2 separate regions of the Homo sapiens genome follow, and region 1 is linked to region 2. A link is an interaction called in ENCODE POLR2A ChIA-PET data of the cell type or tissue named here. Cell type or tissue: MCF 10A. All regions are shown on one strand. Links, peaks and the distances in the headings refer to the core of each region. The heading gives the core; the rest is flanking DNA. Region 1 overlaps CEP250 (centrosomal protein 250). Region 2 overlaps SPAG4 (sperm associated antigen 4).

What was found. Peaks named below come from ENCODE experiments on the same cell type or tissue, not always from the same donor. Only the 100,000 strongest peaks of a DNase experiment are listed, where the experiment ranks them.
Region 1: POLR2A ChIA-PET joins it to region 2 with 10 read pairs; 6 of 35 experiments call an interaction of 5 or more read pairs at or near these places.

Annotation. Positions count from the first base shown.
Region 1 is chr20:35,514,998-35,517,901 of GRCh38, reverse strand. It overlaps CEP250 (centrosomal protein 250), which reads right to left. Exons shown (of 35, transcript NM_007186.6): 35 at 1-2,904. Among named protein-coding and RNA genes, the nearest start is that of C20orf173, 13 kb to the left of the region's middle. In MCF 10A, for the core only: no CTCF peak of the experiment used is centred there; a DNase peak (open chromatin) is centred at 1,441.
Region 2 is chr20:35,618,302-35,621,205 of GRCh38, reverse strand. SPAG4 (sperm associated antigen 4) reads right to left here. Exons shown (of 12, transcript NM_003116.3): 6 at 2,731-2,756; 7 at 2,486-2,594; 8 at 2,208-2,283; 9 at 1,896-2,011; 10 at 1,460-1,627; 11 at 433-522; 12 at 112-330. The coding sequence ends at 184. Among named protein-coding and RNA genes, the nearest start is that of SPAG4, 3.9 kb to the right of the region's middle. RefSeq lists enhancers at 1,634-1,863, 1,971-2,904. In MCF 10A, for the core only: no CTCF peak of the experiment used is centred there; a DNase peak (open chromatin) is centred at 1,815.

The sequences.
Region 1 (2,904 bases), core at 125-2,624, 100 kb after region 2:
AGCTAATTTTTATATTTTTTCGCTTAGGATGGTCTTGAATTCCTGAGCCCAAGCAATCTGCCTGCCTGGGCCTCCCAAAGTGCTGGGATTACAGGCGTGAGCCCCCAAGCCCGGCACTGTTTAACTTCTTTAATTTTTTTTTTTTTTTTGAGACAGGGTCTCACTTTTATCACTCAGGCTGGAGTGCAGTGGTATGATCTCGGCTCACTGCAGCCTTGACCTTCCAGGTTCAAGCGATCCTCCTGCCTCAGCCTCCCAAGTAGCTGGGACTACAGGCACGCACCATCATTCCTAGCTAAAATGTCTTAACCACGTACATGCACTTGTTTCATTTTAAATAGATGACAAGAAAGTCTACCAAAGAAAAAAGTTTGGATGCATGGGAAATTTATTTTTAACCCTCTTACATTTTCCTATAGATTCTATCCTCAAGAGGAACCAAAAAGCTCTTGCTTTTCTCTCCCTGCCTCCAGCTTGACAACCCTACACTGTGAATAGGCAGCTCCTCTCTCAGATATACAACATGCCAGCTTTGGCACAGGGTGGTGCCCCTTTTCATTCTTATCTCCATCACCCTTGATTGCCAAGCCTTCCCTTGGCAGCTGGACCCTGGGCTGAACACCAAGATGAAGGACTCTATTGGGCATCGACCCCTTAATCAACCCCAGGGAGGACACAGGACACATTGAATGCCACCTCTCCTCTTAGCTTTCAGCCCAGCCTTTAGCAGGGCACCCTTGAGGACTGAATAGGTCCAGAGGGAGGCAGGAGCTAAGGTGCTGGAAGGAGGTGTTCTGCGGACGGTTGAGGAAGGGATGGAGGCCAACAGGAGAGGGGAATGTAGAGTCTGTGACCATGGCTTCCCACTTTTCTCAGTGCCCGGTGTCTGAGTCAGCATGCCACTTGCCATGTGCTCTGCCCTGTGGGACAAGAATGTAGCCTTCAATGGGGGGGTTTGAGCTTATGCTCACCTGTGGCTGACGTTTCTGCCGTCTGCTCAGAGGTCTAACCTGAATGAATGGATAACACCTGCCATTGCTTCTGGATGTACCCCTGGACTCCACACAACCCGTGCATCCAACTGGCTTGACACTTTGAAAGGGCCTTCAAGCCCTCTCTTTGTCCAAGATGCTCTGTTTGACTCTCCCTGGCCTCACTGAGAGCAGCCAGTGGGTCTCTTCTGCACAACTGGGTCATTCTGCAAACTTTCATCTGTGTCCAGGTTCTGTGTGCCTAGAGGTGAGCTCCTTCTCAGAGATCCCTGTGGAGCTTTGTTTAAATGAGTATTTGCCAAATGACTGAATAGCTGGGGCAGGAGCAGCAGCTAGCCAATCTCATTCACCAGGTAATGGAGTCAGGCAGACAAACTTCAGATGGCCCTTATACAGGGAAGAGAGTTATAGCCAAAGGCTCCAGCATGAATCATCAAACCACATACAACAGCAGAAGCCGAGGCCATCAGTCAGCTAGAATGTGAGACTACTCCTGGCCAGCAATCTGACCTGCAGGGCTGGAATGTTCATAGATACGGGAGAGGTTTTGATAGGAAACCAAGACAGGAGGTGCAAGGGCAATGTGTGGATTATTAATCTGGCCTTCCCTGATTCCCTCACCTGAACAACTGGTAGTAATTAAGAAAGAATCACATTTGAATATGAATTCTCGTCCCCCTCCCTGGCTCTAAATAAATGGCCATGTGCTGGGAATAGGGGTTACCCACTCTCTCAGATGACACATCACACAGCCTTGGCAGAGACTCATCTCTCCTCCTACCCCTGACCCATTCAATTATTTTACCTCCAAGCCCATCCACCTGAGCCAAGGTTCAGGCCCTATAAGGGCATATATAGAGCTGGTAGTATTGCCAATGAAAGGCTAAGAAGAGGTCAGAGTGTCCACCCTGTGACCAGGCTACTGATGTAATGAGTTGGGTGAGATCAACTGGCCAGGAGCACAGTCCAACGAAGTCTCACCTCTCATCCTCACCTCCAGCAGGGTAGAGGGAGTAAAAGGGCCTCAGGACCCCATGTTTTTGCCCTTCATCCTCCCTTGCCTGCTTCTTAAGTGTGGTGAGCAGAGTTGAGCTTGCACTCCTCCTCAGCTGTGCCCAGAATCATGTGGAGGGCTCTCTTGGTTTGGAGCACACTGGCAGCTCTTGCTTCTTCCTCTTCCCTGCCCCTGTCCCCTGGCCCCATTCCCCCGCTCTGCAGAGTACTGGGTCAGAAGGCAGGAGGTGAGGTATTGCAGGGTGGACAGCTGAAGGTATCATCTACCCCAAGGCCAAACTAAAAAAACCAGGAATCTGTCCCATGGGCTGAGATGAGGCCTGCAGGCAAAGCCTCAGGCCTGGAAGTCAGCTCACTGCTTTTGTGGCTGGGGTTTCCCACCCCACAGGTACTTCTAGAAGTTCTGCCACTGGCCCCAGAGCTGCAGAGGTTCTGTGGCTGCTCAATTCAGCCCCGCATCTACAAAGCCTGCCTTCACCAGCATGGTGTGTCTGCCTGGTTTGATCAGCACTTCAGATGGGCCCTGAAGCCCCGATGCAACTGGAGACCACGCCATCTCCAGAGGCCGGTGGATGCTCGGTCCTGGGCTCTGGGCTGCATCCTCTTCTTGATCCCTTCCTCCGCTGGGCCTCCAGTTGCAATGGCTCCAGCCTTTCCTTGGTACTGGAACCAGGGGTGAGTGATAAACAGTCTGTGTTCTTCTCCATAGGCACCAATGCTAGGACACCTAACCCAATTCCGGCTGGTCAAGAAGCTACTCCAACCGATCCCCAGGTCACAGCTAGACCCCGAGCTCCGACTCTGCCAGTCCTGGGCCATGCGTATTTGGAATATAGGATAACCATCACTGAGCACCACACTGTGCTCAGGTGGGGGCAGAAGGGTGAGGGTGGGAAGC
Region 2 (2,904 bases), core at 271-2,770:
CCATAAACAGGAGCTGCTATTACGATCTTGATCAAGACTTCTCCAAGAAAAGAGGGTGCATTGGGAAGTCAGCCCCTCCATACTTAGATGCAACGGCAGCCAGAGCTCTCCCAACAGAGCCCCCGAAAGCACTGATCCAGTATCCTTCAGCAGAACTCAATTCTACTCCAAAAATCAGCATGTTTAATGGGGCCCCTGTGCACTGCCCTCTGCCCCCTCTGAGGTTCGCACACCGTGGGCACGGACTCGATACAAGCACGTGAAACGGGGGTGGCCCCAGTTGCTTAGAATCTGGATCTTCACCTTGGGAAAGGCAGCTGGGGGGTCATTCTGGGGAGACAAATGGATCATGCCAAGGGCTGCCCTCCTCCTGGATCATTCATCCCTCACTGCCCCACTCCCTTGGCACCTTCACCCTAGAGACAAACACACCTGCAGGTGGAAAGTCTGAATCTCCGATTTCTCAACATCGAAGGTGAATTTCCCCAAGGAAACTTCAGTTTCATCATAAACCTGGAGGCCCTGGTGGGTGAAGAATGAAAGGAGGAACTATGAGGGGGACAGGTGGGGCGGGGGGGGCGGGGAGAAGAAAACTTTGCTGAGGATCTTCTGTGTATTCAATAGCTATATGCATGTTCTCATGTATTTTTTGATGGTCGTACACTGTAATTCAGAATGTGGGCTCTAAGAAACCAGGTTTTATTTATTTATTTATTTTGAGACGGAGTGTTGCTCTGTCACCCAGGCTGGAGTGCAGTGGTGAGATCTTGGCTCACTGCAAGCTCCACCTCCCGGGAAGAAACCAGGTTTTAAATTTAATCCTGCCAACTGTTAGTTGTATTACCTTGGAAAAATAACTTCCCCTCTCTGAGCATTACTTTCTTCATCTTTAAAGGGGGAGATAACAGTACATCATAGGTTGTTATGTGGGTGCAAAGCAGGCACGGTGGCTCATGCCTGTAATCCTAGCATTTCAGAAGGCCGAGGAAGGCGGATCACTTGAGGTCAGGAGTTTGAGACCATCCTGGCCAACATGGTGAAACCCCATCTCTACTAAAAATACAAAAATTAGCCGAGCATGGTGGCGCACGCCTGTAATTCCAGCTACTCGGGAGGATGAGGCACAAGAATCGCTTGAATCCTAGAGGCTGAGGTTGCAGGTGAGCTGAGATGGCACCACTGCACTCCAGCAGCCTGGGTGACAAGAGCGAGACTGTCTCAAAAACAACAGCAAAATAAGAATGCCTGTAAACTGCTTGGCACGGAGTAAGTGCTTTGCAAGCAATAACTAATATCTGGATATGGTTATGACTATAACCTACAGCAGCTCTGAGAGGCAAATAGTAGTATCTTCATTTTATAGATGAGCAAGCGAAGACTCAGATAACGGCACCAGTTCTCAAGACTGCTTGGGCTCTCTAGGCAAAATCCCCCACCTCCTGACCTCGTCCGCACTCACAAAGACCGCGAAATCGCGGGGGGCGCTGTTGGCTCCTCCGGTGTGCTCCACGCTGGGCGGTGGATGCTGCAGAGTGATGTCGCTCAGCTGCACTCGGCCCGGCAGTTGGATCACCACCTGGCCTTGGTCGCCTTCAAAAGCCCAGCAATTCCCAGGGAACACGTGGGGCTGCAGGCGGGCGGAGGGACCATCGGAACCGTCGGACAGAGCGACTGCTGCCGCTCCCCAGCCCGGGCCTCAGCTCGACCCCATCCATCGACCCGCCCAGAGCTCCACCTCCAGCCCGCCCCAGTCCCCAGCAATGCCAGGTCTCTCCTTGAGTTAAACGCCATCCTCCACGCCCTCGGCTCAGCCAAGCTCCGCCTGTAGGGCGGGGTTTTGGTGCTTTTCCCAGCGTCCCGCCCGGGGTCCCATCCCGGGATGTTTCCAGACTCACCTCCAGGATAACCGTGGGCGGCCGTGCGTAGTTCCAGAAGCTGAAGCGATTCCAGAAGTAGGCAGTGTTCCTGTCTGCGTAATCGTGGGATGTCTTCTGCAGGTCGATGGAGGCTCCTGGAACAGTGAGAAGTAACCCTCAGAGGCTCCCAGGCCTTGCCGGGAGTCGGGGCGCGGGGGCGCGGGGGCTGGGGGCGGGTGGGGGCTGTCCGAGGCTCTGTCTTCGGCCGGTCAGGTGCATGGGTCTGTCTGTGTCAGTGTCTTGGCCTCTTTCCTGTCTGCGTCTCTGTCTTCCAGTGTCTCCGGGTCTTACCCACAGAGCTCAAAGCATAGTCGGGCTTCCGCACAAAATCCTCATTCAGCCTCTGGAACACGAGCTTGGCCACTCTCTGCAAGGAGGGAGGGCGAGGCCTGGAGGGGCGAGGCTTGCGGGCTGCTTTTACAGGTGGACGGGACCTCTGGGAGCTGGTTGCTTTGGGATGGACTTCGTGGGCACCGGGAGAAATCCCGCAGGGCTCTGGGCGGAGCTTAAGTCTCAGGACCCTGGGAGCAGGGATCCATCAGGGGTTTCCAAGGTGGGCCGGGGCTCACCTCGCTGTTGGCTGCCCGAACAGTGGACACCTCCTTGTGGAGTTTATCCAGCTCGGCCTGGAGCTGCTGCAGCTGCTGCCCCTGGGAGCGCACGCGCTCGTGGTACTCACTGGAGGTGGGAGGTGGGCGCCGTGGGGTTGGCTCCCTGTCCCCCTGGACACCTCCCAAAGGCCCCCACGCCTTCAAGGTTCTCAAAGAAGCAACTTTGAGCCCCCCAATTTCCCACCCTAGGTGCCCTCTTTCACCTTAGAGTCAGCATCTCCTTAGGTTCCTGTTGGATGAAGGGACAAAACACAGAGCCGCTCAGCTCCCGTCGTCCTTGCTCCTACCTCAGCCTGGAAACGGCCAGGGCTTCCTTTTTGAAGACTGTGTCCCCTTTCCTCGACTCCTCCTTGACCTCCCAGTATCAGAGCCCCCAA